Regions from separate parts of the Mus musculus genome. Here region 2 is linked to region 1. The links are chromatin loops, found by intact Hi-C in ENCODE. Cell type or tissue: left cerebral cortex. All regions are shown on one strand.

The links. A loop is a pair of places that touch in the nucleus more often than their neighbours do. Peaks named below come from ENCODE experiments on the same cell type or tissue, not always from the same donor. Only the 100,000 strongest peaks of a DNase experiment are listed, where the experiment ranks them.
Region 2: a loop joins it to region 1, with 4 times the contacts of the local background. A loop is called at or near these places in 2 of 42 quality-filtered maps.

The regions. Positions count from the first base shown.
Region 1 is chr1:131,655,234-131,663,233 of GRCm38, reverse strand. It overlaps Ctse (cathepsin E), which reads right to left. Exons shown (of 10, transcript NM_007799.3): 2 at 1,168-1,358; 3 at 465-621. The coding sequence starts at 1,238. Among named protein-coding and RNA genes, the nearest start is that of Ctse, 21 kb to the right of the region's middle. In left cerebral cortex, a CTCF peak has its summit at 4,935 (motif pointing right); a DNase peak (open chromatin) is centred at 4,991; H3K4me3 peaks cover 473 bases; H3K27ac peaks cover 547 bases.
Region 2 is chr1:131,287,369-131,295,368 of GRCm38, reverse strand. It overlaps Srgap2 (SLIT-ROBO Rho GTPase activating protein 2), which reads left to right. Exons shown (of 23, transcript NM_001081011.2): 22 at 2,524-2,848; 23 at 5,629-8,000. The coding sequence ends at 6,012. All of the region lies in intron 1 of Gm51644 (a long non-coding RNA gene), which reads right to left. Among named protein-coding and RNA genes, the nearest start is that of Ikbke, 12 kb to the right of the region's middle. In left cerebral cortex, CTCF peaks have their summits at 1,609 and 4,552 (motif pointing left); DNase peaks (open chromatin) are centred at 1,319 and 4,549; H3K27ac peaks cover 627 bases.

The DNA of each region.
Region 1 (8,000 bases):
ACAATCTACAGAGCCCAGAAGAGGCAAGGCTGGAGGCAAAGGATGGAAGGAACAGAGCAAGGACCACCAGGGAGGAAACTGAGGATAGCCCAGGAAACTTGGGTCCATCCTTCTCTCATTATCCTGATCCTCACGATGTCATCAGGGACCTGGAGGTGTGGCAAACCAAGTTCTTTGCCCAGAGGAATAGCTAGTAAAATGCCCAGCTGGGCACACAGTAGGGGTCTTTCTTTTTGGAACACATATCATACTTATCTCTTTCCTCTTGAAGAAAGCTCTGCATACTGGGTCATTTAGAAGCCTGCTTTACAGAGTAGATAGAGACTGGGGGACTGTCTGAATCCTCCAAGCAAACAAATCCATGCCTGATCATAATGCCACCAATGCAGCACTGGCCCCTGCTGAAGGCCCCAGCCTTCCTCCCTACACCCAGTGTCCTCAGGCTTCAATTTGAGAAATCTTACATCCAGGTAGTTGATGAGGGGTTCATTGACACTCGAATACACATTACAGGACTCGCTGAGTCGGGTCATGTCCAAGTTATGAGACCTCCAGAATTCTGAGAGCTGTCCTTGGGCCCGTAGTTTCTTCCGAAGGGACTGATGTCTTCTGAGGGGCACTCTGGAGAAAGATCAGGAAATAAAGGGGCATTTATAAATAAAGGCTCCCATTGCCTCTATACCTGTTCAGAGCCTGACTACAGCAAGACCCAGGAGGGAACCTTCAAGACCAGAAGCAGCAATGGCTTTGTCTTGCAGACTCAGAATTTGGGTAGAAATGGCTTTCCCTCCTGGGCACTGGCCTTTTGAGATTTTCTAGGGAATGGGAGGTCAGACACAGTCTATAGTCTGATCATAAAGGGCTGACTTAAAGGGATGGAAGGACCCTGTGGATAGCAGTGCTCAGGCCCCCTTGGGAAAGTATTTGAAGGCTTGGAGTCACAAATCACATCTATGGAGCACACCTTTGAACAACAGAGGGGGAGTCCCTTGAGCTGAGGCAGGCACCTACACTGGAAGGAGAGGCCTGGGGAATCTTCTCTAGGGATTCCTGAGAGATCCCGGTTTCTTCTTTTCATTTCCTCATTAGCTTTCCTCCCCCGGGGCAGCCCTGGGTTGGGGTTGGGGGATGCCTCAATTGAACTTAGTGCTGGAGACAGGGCCTTACCTGTGCAGAGCACCTTGGGCCTGAGCCAGATCCAGGAGCAGCAGCAGCAGCAGCACAAGGAGGGGCTTCATTGTGGTCCAAGGGGTAGCTTCTCTCTCACTCTGCTCCGATCTCCCTTCCACCCTTCTCTCCTCTTGATCACAGGGCAGGGGCACTGGCTCTTCCTGGTGCCCAGACCTGCCCTGCCCAGTCTGAGGACCCAATGATAAGGTCTGGAGTCAATAGCCATGCCCAGAGTAAACACTATGTGTAATAGGACGTCCCTTGTCTGCCCCTGGGTCCCTTTCTTATGCTTGGGGAGCTAAGGGCAAAACCTCTGTGTGTGTGTGTGTGTGTGTGTGTGTGTGTGTGTGTGTGTGTGTGTATACACTCTCTGAAAATGAGGGTGTTGAGGTCTCAGCTTCTTTCAAGTTCTTTGGGCATGCAACATTGACTGTAAGAAACCCCATGTTTATTGTCTAGGTGTGCAAAAGTGAATGAGGGTCCCACCTTGTTGAACTGCTACTATGAATGTTCAGTTGAAGACTCGAGAAGGGCAGAAGCCAAAATGATATAAGTGTAGCATGATTGTGGCTCAAAACATTAGCCAGGCTTTTGTTCTCATATTTCATATTCTCCCTGCATTCCTCCAGAGGCTCTCAAAGCAACTTGTCTTACTCAGAGCAAACCAGTGCTTGCTCACCACAGGTCCTGGAGTGGGACAGTCTGGCTATTGATTTGCGGGGCAAGCTTTCCTGATTCTGGAAACCTGACGGATCTGGCTCTGGGGTTTGTATGGAAGGGAGTGAGGAGGCAAGGGAGGAGCCGAGACTGGAGCAAGTCTGTGTTGGTGTACCAGGGCTGCCATAACAATGTACCACAAGTCAGTGGCTTAAGCAGCATCTACTGTCTCATGATCCTAGAGGTTGGAAAGTCAAGTTTTCTTACCATCAACCCCACCCTGTGATTTTCCTTCTTCAACTTTCCTGACTTAAGAGAGGTAGGGGTGACAGGACGGAAAACCTTCTTGCCCCATCTTCTTAGTCAATGGCTTCTGAGCTGGGATGGGAACACCAGTCCCCCCAGGGAGCTCTGGTAATAAAATAATGGGGTGCCTGGGTTAGGGTTATCGCTGTCTGTGCCAGTTAGTGTTATGGCAAAGTGCCTGCACCTTGCCTTTTATCTCTGATGCCAGAGAAGCCAAAATTGGGTCTGAAGCCAGGCCGAACCTGTTGTGAGATCCAAATTATTGAAGAAACACCCAAAAAAGGAGGGAAATGCAAAACTGACTTTCCTTGTCCCCAAAGCCACCACACCTCTCTAGCATTTACGTTTCCTGGGAGCCCATCCTCTGACTGCCCACAAGGGTGAGGGGCCTGTCTGCTCCCTGAAGAACAGCACGCTGGAGGGGGGCTCGTCACTTGTCCAGAACCAAGCTCTGTCATGGTTGCTCACAGTTGCCTGACCAGACACCTCAGCAACAGCATCTGGGTTTTTAGGAAGGTTAAGTGCAAAAAACAAGGAATGTGGACACACTGAAAACACTTTAACACATCCCATGGTCAGGATACGGTCACTGAGAAAACCTTGGGCTGGAAGAGTGCCTCCAGGTCCTCAAGACCAATCCACTTGCACAGCAGATGGGAACATGGTCAGCGAGAGCTCAAGTGATCTCCAATGGCACAGGTCATTAGGGCTGGGCTAGGGTGACCCAGGCTTCTTAACTGCTAGTCCAGGGCTCTTTCTGCATACATCACTGAGCTATTGATGCCAGCATACCTAAGCCTCTCCTTCTCCATCTCTGACCTTGCCCCATCTGTTTATTAAATGTGTAGGGTTAGGTTAGACCATGTTTAAATGAGACCTGGGCAACTATGAGTTACTTGACCCTGAGGAGGAAGACTCAGTCTGCCTGTCTGTTAATAGGGTCTGCTGAGCTTGGGAAAGTCTGAGAAAGATTGATAGCAGGCCTGTAGGGACTTTTATCAGAGCTGATGGGCTCTGTCCTTTCTGGAAACACCAGGAACCTCACCTAACCTGGCTCACTGGATCCTCCCAGACTGAAACGGAAAACTACTGTGGACCATTGTTAAGGATGGTGCGAGCCATTTCTGGATCAAAAGCCCCTAAGCATTTGAGGGTCTATGTGTGTGTGAGACCTCTGGGAAAAATCATAGAGAACATTAGAAATTGGCACATGGGGCAAAGGACACAATGTAGGCAGCCATCCAGTCTCAGCACGTGCAAAGGAGCCTCGACAAGAGGGCTCTCCAGGAATGGCTGGCTGCATGCAGAGGTTTGACAGTTCCCAGAATGTGGGGAAGCTGTTGGTGGTGACACGTGACATTACCTAATTAGCTTCTCTTTTTATAGTTTCAGATTGACAAGGATAAAATAATGACAGGGGCAGCTGCACAGTGCTATATGGGAGTCAGCTGGTCTGGTGTGGGATACATGCTGGCTCCTTATGGCAGGGAGCTACACTCCAGGAGCCCCTGTCTCCATCTCTGGCAATAGCATCAGCTCAAAATGACCCTGACAAGGAGTTAAGAAAATGTCCTAACCTCTTTCTGCTCAGAGCCGAGGGATAAAGGAAAATCCACTGTGCAGTAGGTGGCAAGGCATAGAGAGACTGGCCCAGGATGCTTGGATCCACCTAGTTTTGCCCTAACTGACCACCTGGCCATAAAGCAATTTCTTTCAGAACTTCATGTCCTCATGTCTAAAATGAAGAGGTTAAATTGAATAATGAGAACAAGAGACAGTGGGGAGGGCGTAGCTGTGTCTCAGATGCTATGTTAAAGGACTTAGAAGTATTTCTTCAGACCTCACGCCAATCCTTCGAGGATATTTAAAGCCGTTTCACACGTGAGGAAATGGAGACCCAGGATGGCTCCCGTGCCAGTGCTGTAACCCCATTCCAAACCCAGGTTGGCCTAACTTTAAAGCTGATGTTCCTAACCATGGCACTGTACTAAAGGATCCAGAGTAGGGGTTCTTAACCCCTTTAGGAGCCATACATCTGCATATCAGATATTTACGTTGTAATTCATAACACCATGATTTCTAACAGCAGGAAAATTACAATTATGAAATGATAATGAAAAAGAATTTTATGGTTGGGGGTCACCACAACACAAGAAACTATATTAAGGGGTCCCAACATTAGGGAGGTTGAGAACCACTCTTCTAGAGGGTCTTATGTTCTAGAACCCCTTTCTGAAAGAGGGAGATAGAGAAGCTAAAGAAAGAGGGAGAGATTAATTTCTGCCATGGCAGATGTTTTGCAAGGTTGGAAGAATAAAAGGTATGTACAGGGCCTGGTGTGGTAACAAATGTTCTCATTCACGTTCATAAAGATGTGCTTGTTCTTTGAGACATGGTCTCACTGCATACCCAAGGTACCCAGTATGTGTCTCCTCATTATGTGTTTTTAAAACTATTCTTTGTCTTGCCTTCAATAAAATGCTCAGGAAGACTCACTACTGTATTTCTTGTAGGTGCAAAAATTACATCTGCAAACCTCTCTGAATTATGAAAAAAGCAAAACTACTCCTTCATCTGTCTAATGCAGAAACAGAGAACTTGGCAGGAAACACATTTTTTGCACAGCTTTGTTTTCTTTGTTTTTTTTTCCCAAGACGCCCATTCTCGTGCAACTGGAAATCAGAAGACTCTGACCTCCCCAGCATCTCCCCATGTCACGAACTCAGTCAATTTGAGTTATTACTACAACCACCACCAGTTGTATTCTGGGACATTGGTTTTTAGACCAGAAATTGAGCAGCGTCGCCAGTAGAGGGCGCAGGCACCATGGAGGTTTCCTGCCCGATGCTTCCGCGACCTGCCAGCACGCGCATGCGTGCCATCCTTCTTGCACAGTGACTTACAGGCTTGAATGTAGACAAAGCAGCGTTTGAGTCCTACCAAACGGCTTGTGATTTTTTTTTTTTTTTTGAGTTTCAGATTCTTCAGTTATAAAAGAGGAAGTGTGTGCAGGACATGGTGGAGCACCCCTGTGGATCTGCTGCAAGTATGAGGGCAGTCTGGTTTACATAGCAAGCTGCAGGCCAGCCAGAGTTACACAGTGAGATGCTATCTGAGTCAGGGAGGGAGGGCCATCTACAGGAGAAAATCACATTCAAAAGAGCGATTAAGATTATGTCTGTTTCAAGATGCTGAGACAGGCATCTGATTAGATTCAACAAACTCCCCTGTGGAAAAGCCTCCAAATGGAGGTCTTGGCAGACATCGGTTATTTATTTACAGGCTGGGGTGCATAATCTCGCTTATCTAATTTCAGAAAAAGGATCACTGAGGCCCCTCTATTTTTCAGTAGGCACAATTCAGGTGTAGGTATCTCAGCGTTGTCTAACTAACCTTAAACATCAAGGTAACCATAGGCTTATGTATTTAAATGTCTGGTCCCCAGCTGGCAGATTTTTTAGGGAGGATTAAGTGTGGCTTTGTTGAAGGAGGTGTGTCACTGGGGGGTGGGAGTGGGCTTTGAGTTTTCACTTCAAAGTCAAATCAGTGAGGTGCAATAAGGCAAGTTGTGCCCTCTGAGTGAACTTTTGGGAAAAAAATTATTTACCTTCTTATGTTTATGCATAGTTGGGCATACATATGATTAACATTAGATGCATTATGGGAAGAGACACGCATAGTGAGCAAAGGCTTTATGTAATTGAAGCTGTCAATCAAAATTATCTGACATACCCCTTAGTAAACAGAGTCCTCTTCCTTCATCCCGTAAAGGAAGTACTCACTTGTTCACCTAGATAGCTTACGGTCATTCTTTTTAAAATTCATGTATTTATTTATTTATTTATTCATTTATTCATTTATTTATTAGTGTGTGTGTGTGTGTGTGTGTGTGTGTGTATGTGTGTACGTGTGTCTGTGTGTTTGTGTGTGATGTCCATATATGCCTTAGCTTGCTTGTAGACGTCTGGCTTGAGGAAGTTGGATTTTTCCTTCCACTATGTGGGTAGCAAGGATCAAACTCAAGTCATCAATAAGGCTTGGCAGCAAGCACCTTTAAGCGCTGAGCCATCTTGCCAGCCCCTGTAATTCCAGTACCTGGGGGCAGGTATCTTTAATAGATCATCTGGGCTACCAGGTGTGCCTGTGCAATGTTGTTAAGATAAATATATCTCCAAGGCATTGTTTGCTCTACTTTTTCAAATGAAGAAACTGATGTTCAGAAAACTCCAGTAGCCATACCACTAGAGGGTCCAAACGCAAACATGTGGCTCCGTTTTGCATTTGAGTCTGCACTGCCTCTCCCGCTATTGGTACATCTGCTATGCCTGCATCTGGATTGGGAAGAAGAACCTAAAGTGTCGAAGAGTTTGAGACGGTGGGGAAGCAGCTAGTTGGGGTCTGAGAGCACTGGCTCACCTTCTAGTCCTGCACCATCCCTAGCTTACTAAGCCTGGGACAAATAACTTCCCACCTCTGGAGACAAAAAAAAACCTTTACAATTTGTGGTCGTACTGTTGAGTGGGGAATCACATTTGGTCCCTAATTCTTTACCACTAGAATTAGAGAAAGTTTTTCTCAATAAGAATATGTTAAACAATAACAAAAAACGATGTGGTAGGGTATATGAGGTAGCCAAATAGGTGAAAGTTATTGCTGCTTAGCCCGAGGACCTGAGTTCAGTTCCCAGGTCCTACATAGCGCAAAGAGGGAACTGATTCCCTCAAATTACCCTCTGACCTCCACACAAGCACTGTGGCATGGGTGTGTACTACCCCTTCTCCCAATAAATAAATTTTATAAACAGCAGCAACCTGGTGTTGTGAGCTGGTAGTCCAGCTATTTGAGGAGCTGAGACAGGAATATAGAAAGATCAAGGCCTGCTGGTTACTTAATCGGACCCTGTATCCAAATGAAAAATGGAAAGGTGGGGTTGGGACTACAGTTCAGTGGTTGGGTACTTACCAAGCATGCCCAAGGCCCCAGGTTCGATCCCTAGCACCAAAAAATGAAAATCAGGTACCCAAACCTGAAAACCTGCTGTTTCTTCATGTCCCTAATGTTGTAGAATGTGTTTGGCACTACATTCTGGGTAGCATGATTCGTGTTACATGGTGGGCAGAAAACCTCAAGTTCATTAGGGGCTTCTGATAGCTGCTTACTCAGGAGGCGGCTTCCAGATGGATTCTTGCTGGAATGCCCTTAAAAGCTGTGATCTGGGTTTTGACAACTGACAAGTAGAACAACTCGAGAGCCCTGCTATCTGCTGAGAAGCCTGGCACAGGGTCGGCCTGCTTACTGAACCTGCCAGGTAGCTGCTTCATTAAAGTGGCATCCAAGTGGGTGGCCCTTGGGGCCCCTCTTCATGGCTTTGATGGCCTGTTCCCTCTTTAGAGTACACCAAGTTCAGCAGGGTGTTTTACAGCTGCAGCAGACTCAAAGGCTGAGCCCTTACACCTGTTCCCCATTGCGGACCACACCCATGTTTCTTTACGTATCTGCTGGTGGCTACTAAGAAGGGCCATAGGGATAAAATTTCCAAATGTGTTACAATTTCTTGTTCCAGATCTCTGGAGGGTAAATTTAAATATCCCAAAGTCATTATTTCTTCTCAATGAGTTTTATGTCAAGTAAAGATGATTTTGGTCAATTAGGCCAAGTTACAGATTCAGTCACTACTAATCTTTTGGGTTTGAAGAGTTTGTTGTTGTTGTTTGTTTAATGTACCTGTCTACATGTGAGTTCTGGAACAGCCAGGGCTATGTAGAGAAACTGTGTTTCAAGAATAAGTAAATAAATAAATAAAAATAAAATAGAAAATGAAAATTAAAGTGGGCTAGGGAACACATCTTTTATGTTTCTCCCTTTGA
Region 2 (8,000 bases), 370 kb after region 1:
TGGTGACCGTGGATTGGAGATGACGCACAGTTTGTATTCCTCCTGACTTTGGAGGGGTGAAATGATTTGCACTTTGATACCCTGTTAACCATAGCCTCTGGACACTGAGACTGGAAGGAGAATAAAAGATGCTTATTGTTGTTAAACTGCATGAGGTTGCCAGATCTCTTGGCTTTTTTCCAACCAGACAATAGAGGGGTTGGGGGACATGGTTCTTTCCTATCTCTTTCCCCTCAAGTTCATCTCGTTTATTCAGCTCACTTACTAGAATAGTCATAATTTAATTCAAACCACTAAGCAAGTTGAGAATTTTATACTTCCCTCCATCTACTAGGAGGGCAAGTTAATAAAAAGTAGCTGCCAGCTAATCACATTTTTTTCAATATTTACAAGTCTGTGTTAATTATGCGTCTACAATCACAAGGTCATAAGCCTATTGAGCCAGAAACCAAGACTGGATGTTGAAGGGAAAGTTAGGTGTTTATTTACACACATTTATTTTTGTTTTTATGGTGTTGAGGGACAGAACTGAACAAGTCACATATTCAGATGGAGAACCCCACTGCCAAGCTACAGCTTCATCCCTGGGTATTAAGTTTTAAGTCAGCATATATTTGATGCCACTTATTACAAAGGAATGATAGAGAACAAAGGCTGAAAATAGTCAAAAGATAAACAACTGCTAGAACGTTGAGATGGCTCCCTTGAACTGCTTGCTTGGTGGTATCAAGATTCTTCTGATGAATTTCCTGGGGCAGACTATAACCAACCCATGTCAACCTTTCCTAGGCACCAGCCAATCAGTGCGTGAGTGACAGACAGCCCCCATATGCCTGGCCCTTAGGAGCGAGTATGCCGTTCTGTCTTCCTGACTATCTCCACAACAGTCCTCCCATGCAACTTCAATTTCCTGATTGTCTAAAGAACTCTCTCCTCCTGGACCCTCTCATTTGGTTAACTCCTCCTCACCCTCCAAGACTCACTCTAAGCATTACTTATTTGGGGAAGCCTTCCTGACACCCTAAGTTCCTTGAGGCTGAAAAAAAAAGTGCTCTCATCCTGCGTTCTAGAATGGCTTGAGTTGTTGGTGCTCAGTGCTATCCATGCCTGGTTCCTCCTTCAGGCTGAACTTGTAACCAGCATCTCTGTCTTCATGGCCCAAATAGAGCCTGGGATGACACACTGCCACAGCCTCCTAAATCTGCCCTCTCAGCAGTTCTGATTTGTGAGTCAGCCATCCTTGAATGGGAAAAGGAAATCAGCAGAGTTCTTAGGGTGTGGCATTTCACTTTAATTCCACATCCTATATTAACCATCTGCGTTGTGCCAAGCACCGATGCTAGTGATTCAGAGCTCACAGACTGGCAAGGCAAAAGACCATATGGAAGGCAACTGAAACACAGTCCCATGTAATCACTGAGGGGATATGGGAGGGGAAAACCTCTCCAGTCTGTAGTTGGAGGCACTAGTGTCTGGAAAACTTGACAGAGGAGGGCTTATTTCAGCAGAGCCCTCCTAGACTAAAAAGCATCCTTTTTCTTGTTGAAAATGGCTGCCTTCCAAGGCTAGTCCTACCTAGCCATACATGCTTAGAGTGGCTGCTGGGCACACCCTGCTGGACCCAGAAAGATAAAGCAGATCTCAGCTGTAAGCAGCATAAGAACTTACTTCAGATTTGGCCCCCAGTCTTCAGAGTCCTACCCTTACCATCCAGAGACCCCACCCAGCTCAGCTCATCTTCCTCAGTAGATACAAGATCAGAGCTACCCAGCTGCTATCTGAACTAGCAGCTAGATGGCATCTTAGATGAGGTCCTTTAAAATCTGGTTTGAAAAATGAAATTATTCAGCATCGGACAATACCCATATGACTAGGATCCTACCACACCATATCGTTTGAGAGCCTTTTGTGGTATGAAATAAATTGGCCCAGTGCTGGGTGACATAGGAGTTGCATAAATGTCCTTTCCACCCTAGGAGCAGGCACACAGTGAGCCCTCTGTCTGTGCCAAAAAGCAGTTCCTTGAAAAATCTTTTCCATGTCTATGAATACGAAACAGCCTCTTACTAGAGCCCAAATGATGACAGGCTCATTATACATAGTTGAGCAAACTGGAAACGTTAACTCCTGTTACCAGCAGTTCTCCCCTCCTTGGTGATGATGAGACTTTCTTACCTGGGGCCTTGGGCTGCTGTTCAGGCAGGCAGTGGAGTGGGTCTTTTCATGACTCTTTTCTCCCACTAGAAACTTTCTCTTAAACAGGCATTTTTTTCTGACAGCATCTTACATGTTTAGAACTCAAAGCTCACAGCCACCAAGTAAGTATGCATTTCACTCCGCCCAGGTTGGGGGTTGGAAGGGAACCGATCCAGAGAGAAAACAAGAGAAAGAAAAGCTGGAGAGTTAGTGTAATCTATTTGACTCTCTTTAAAAGTCCCAGGTGCCAGCCTCTACCCCCTGTCACAATCCTAGCTCCCTTGGAGCCAGGGCTCCCTGATCAGATGCCATTTTTGTTTGTTGAAGGCAAAGGAAGCGTCCAGAATCTGGGAGCATCAGAAAAGCATTTCGGAGTGACAGCCATGGGCTGGGCAGTTCTCTGACTGACTCCTCCTCCCTGGGGGTGGGGGCTAGCTGCCGTCCATCCTCCCAGCCCATCATGAGCCAGAATCTCCCCAAGGAAGGGCCAGATAAGTGTTCCATCAGCGGCCATGGCAGCCTCAACTCTATCAGCCGCCACTCATCCTTGAAGAACCGGATGGACAGTCCGCAGATCCGGAAGACCGCTACGGCAGGAAGGTCAAAAAGTTTCAATAACCATCGGCCCATGGACCCTGAAGTCATTGCACAGGTAACAGGGCTCTGAACAGTTACGTGATAAGCTTACACTGGTTACTTCCCCTCAGCAGCCCCGGAGAACCCACAGAACTTAAAGCAGACCAATGCTCTGTACATTCTATAGAGAGTACTGCAAGTATCATACAGTGAACCTGCCAGAACAGCTTAATGAGCAATCTGCCTAGTCCTATCTCTCCAGCAAGAACCTGGAAGTAGAATTAGTCGTACTAAGGTAAAGTCTGGGGTGATAGCTCAGTGGATAAGAATACTTGCTATGGAAGCAAGATGAACTGAATTCAAATTCACAGCACTCACATAAAAGCCTAGCATGGCCATATATGCCTGTAACCTCAGTGCTGGGGATTAGGAGCAGGCAGCCAGACCAGCCAAAAAGCAGCAAGCTTCAAATTCAGTGAGAGACTCTGTCTCAAATAAGATAAGGTAGAGAGTAATAGAGGAGGGTACCTGACATCTTCCTCTGGCCTCTGTCCATAGGACACATTGAATAGGTAGGTAAGTAGGTAGATAGTAGACAGATGATAAAAACCCAATAGTAGGCTTTAGTGAAGCTGAGACAAATATAGTCTGTCGCGTTTATATATTTCTCTACCCATCCCCATCACCCCACTTCCTGAAGCTGATCTAGGTGCTTGTGGGTAGATAATTAGTCCACATCTGATTCTATCATAAAGACCCCAAAGTATCCATGTTGCTTGAAGCTCAGGTACTAGAAGGGCCTCCAGCCCAGGGCTCCTGGTAACAGTGCAGGTGAGCTCCCGATTGCAGGACTTTCCTTCTCATCTACACTACACTGCTGACTCTGTGTTTTCCGTGAAATATTAGAAGCCCAACCCGACATCTAAACATCCAGCTACTGGGGCCACTCCAAGCAGTTCTCTCAGACGTCTCTCCCAGCTATATAATTTTCACTAGAACAGGTAGGAACTAAGGGCTTGGTTTTGTCCTTTTCCTCACCTCATCTTCTGGGGTGACAGGGAAGGGCAGTGGAGGCTCTGTATGGTCTCTGTTGGCTGCATTGCTGCTCAGCTTAAGGAGGTGTACCTGGTGAGGCCAGAGTTAAGCCCTGGGCCTGTGATGTCTTGCTTTGCTAGCCTTCTATCCTGTTTAAGCTCCTGACAGCAGTCTGCCTTGCACCATGGGAATCCTCCTTGATCTTCTTTTGGCCAGTCATTAATCAAAGTGTTAGAAACCGCAAACATACTAGCTGCATTAACAGGACGGGGCCAGGAGATAAGAATTCTTCCAGAGCATTCTAAAAGATTTGGGAAGTCTAGTGTATAGCTCAGTGATGCAAGCTCAGAATGCTTGCCTGGCATGCATAGGCTCCTGGGTTCCATCCCTAAGGTTGCAGGAAGGAAAAAAAGGGGGGCTAATTAATGCCACCGTGATTAGTGAAAATGAGTCCCTGTCATTCGTAGCAACATAGATCATGCCATAGGACCAAAAGCCCTGAGTGGGAAATCTGAGGCTGACTTGGAACTTAAAATGTTTGAAAGTATTCTTGATCCCAAAGAGGAGTCCTGTGGTGGCAATATTAAACACGAGTGTGCAGCAGGGTATGGAGGCTGGGTGCTTACACACAGTGGTTCTCTGGTTCTGCCTTGAGCCCCTGGGCTAGGACTGCTTTTTTCCTAAAAGCTGCAGTGTCCTCTGATTTGTAGATGCTAACTTACCTGTGTGGGCTTTGGCTCCCCCTTCTGGCCACTCTTTGGGTTCTCTTTCATGGTGCTGGGTAGAAGGAACCAGTTTCAAGGAGTTTGGAAATTGAAGCATTGTTCTAACCAGTCTTCAAGGACTTGGCTCTTGAACGGCCCTTAGCTCATGTGGAGGATGGAAGGAATAACCCCCTTAACCATTGGCCTTGAAGTCAAGAAAATAGAGATCATACTTGATCTCCACCACTTTGTAAAATGTGTTCACTATGTACACTTTCAAACAGACACAGACATAGAGAGAATTATATAATGAATCCCCGTGTACTCATGACCTTCCCTTTCTCCATCTAACTGTGTGTAATTTCATCCAGAAATGTCTCAGCACCTGTCACAGAAAACAAGGACTTGAGTTGAAAAGACTCAGCTACTCTTTCCTTGTTAATATTTTCTCTCCGTTGTTAAACTTAGTACATCTATGCAATGTGTTTGATCATGTCTTCCACTGCTCCCTGCCCCCAGCTCCTCCCAGAGCCTCCCACTTGGCTTCCAGCCCAATCTCCTGTTGTTGTTGTTGTTGTTGTTGTTGTTGTTGTTGTTGTTGTTAACAACCCACCCCCAGTCCAATACATACTGGGCTAAGGTTTCCCATATGTATTGGAAGTCTAATATTCCCATATATGCATAGGTCTAGGGCTACCTTCTGGGGTATGATCTAGCTACCAGGAGCCCCAATTCCCAAAACTGAGTGACTCTTCCTCAGCAACTGTCAACTGCCAGTAGCTCCTCTGATGGGGGTGGGGCCTAAGGGGCCCCACCCCAGTTTCTGCTGGCATTTTGGCTGGCTTGATATTGTACAGGTGACCCCAACGGGTATAAGTTGATGTGTACAACAGCCTTGTCATATCCAAAAGTCACCAGTTACTCTTTCTAAATTCCTGACGATGACAATCTCTGTCCCCTTTTTCCACGATCTGGACACTCATATGTCCCAGGACTTTGGCCAATGAAATAAGGCATTTTATTGCTGGTTTCATGGCTTAGCCTATTTGAGTGAAATTGGATCCTTGGGTATATCTGTCTTGGTTTGTCTTACTTTTTCCTTTTTCCTGTTTTGCAGGATATTGAAGCAACAATGAACTCTGCCCTGAATGAGCTTCAAGAGCTAGAGCGGCAGAGCAGTGCTAAGCACACACCTGATGTGGTTCTGGACACCTTGGAACCACTCAAGACCTCCCCGGTGGTAGCCCCCACATCTGAGCCCTCCAGCCCTCTGCACACCCAGCTCCTCAAGGACCCTGAGCCTGCCTTCCAGCGCAGCGCTAGTACTGCTGGGGACATTGCCTGCGCCTTCCGGCCTGTAAAGTCTGTCAAGATGGCTGCTCCAGTCAAACCACCAGCCACACGGCCCAAGCCAACTGTCTTCCCCAAAACAAACGCCACTAGCCCTGGTGTCAATTCATCTGCTTCCCCACAGGCCACTGACAAGTCTTGTACTGTCTAAGGGGTATAACATAATTATTCTAGACAAGGAGACTGGCCGTTTCTAAAATCTTCCTATTTAAGTAGCTTGGGGACTCAGTTGAAAATTAGGTTCTAAGTTGTTCTTACAGGAATTAGCCTTCCCATTACCCAGACCTCGAGAATGAAGCCCTTGTTACTGCTTTCCCCGTTCTGGTCCTTCCTCCACTCTTTGCTTCCCTCTGTTGTTGGAATCCAGCCAGCTCCAGTACATACTGTTCTTAGGTTAGCCAGTGACAGGTTGTCCATGATCGGGTTGCTGCGATATCTGCCAAGGCAAGACATAGGGACATAAGCCTACGTCTGTCCCTTCAGACCATAGAGGACACCTTGACCAGATGTTTGGCTGCAGCTCTCAGTGACATCTTGTTTTTCAGTACTGATTTAAAAAATCATATATAGCCCAGTTTTCATTTTATATAAATATATATATATATATTTGTGTGTATGTGCATGCACATGCACACCCATATACAACACAGGTTTTTCTAGCCTCTCCTGGTCATAGACCACTCTTTGTTGTGGTGGCAGTTCACACAGAAGCCACCTGGAGTCTCTGTTCTCATCACAAACTTTGTTCTGTTTGGAACAGAGAAACCTGGCCTTTGAGATCTCTGTCATAAACATTTAGCAGAATGGGACAGTCCTGTGACCTGCCGTGCGGGTGGGATTCTGTCTTCTTCCTCTTGCTGTGAGGGAGCCACCGGTTGTTTGCATTTGCTCTGCTCCATGCTGTAGAAGTGCATCCTAGTCTTATCTCGGAGCTTTGGAAGTTTTTCTGAACATAGAGACTTTTCTTCCGTTCCTGTCTTTGTCTCTGACACACCATTTTCCATGTAAGATGTTTTCCAATATAAGACAGTTCTATAGCTAGCTCCTTTTAGAGTAAAAAGTCTTAAAGTTTTATTGTGTTTATGGCAGATTTAAAAAGGGTAGGAAATGAGTCCTTCTTTCTCCCACTATTTTTGGCATCTGATACTTTTAAAATTTGCCATTCCATTAAAAAAAATTAAGTTGCTCTCTGCTAATCCAAAAATTGGGCCCAGATTAAAACTATTTCAAGTTCACCTCTTGGCTTAGTTTTGTTATAAAGCTCTCGGGATGAACAGGGGCTTGAAAATCCCTCGATAAATTCTAGAAGTGCTGCCTCTTGAAACTGTTTTTTGTTTATCCAAACAAGGGTGACTAAGGGAACTTTGACCTCCACCAACTCAAAACTGTTTTCCCAAAACCAGAATCTTAAAAAAGGGAAAAACTGAATGTGTCACATTGGGTCCTGCCTTTGACCTTTTTCTACCGTTAGATGCTCTCCCAACCTACAAGCCTGGTGCTTGAAACACTGGCTCTTTTACATCGTGCTTCCCCAGGAGCACCAGAGCTAGGAAATCACACCATGGGATCATGTGTTTCAACAGCTCCCTGCCGCTCAGGCTCATTCTCTGTTTCCTGGCTTGAATGCTATGCTTTTATTTTAACTGTATTGTTTTCTATAGTTCAAGAGAGATGGGTTTGTCATTTGGGTTGGAATCTCTGAGTGTTCTTAGCTTTGGGCTAGAAATGATCCTTTTGGACCAACTTGTGAAGCTGGCAGTTGAATCTGTAGAAAGTGGTGGATGCCTCTCTCTGAGTGAAGGGAATGGGGAGCTTGAAGGAGTCACTAACGAGAAGAGTAACTTGCAGCACCAGGAAGACTGCCCCCTGAGCTAGAGCAGAGAGAGCTTGAGTGGTGTGAGTCTGACTGCATGGGGCACCCCTTGGTCCTTTGGATGTCTGATCCTTGCTGTGCTTTTTACTGACCTGGGCTTGTACTGCTCCTGAGCCAATAGGGGCTTCCAGACCCAAGGATCCGTTTCCTTGATGACTAAGAAGCCCCACCCTTCCCTTTTTACATTCCTCCTAACCTAAGTGAGCAGAGTTTCCACCCTGCCCTACATCCTCTCTCCAGGCACTACCCTCTAAGAAGGTAAAAGC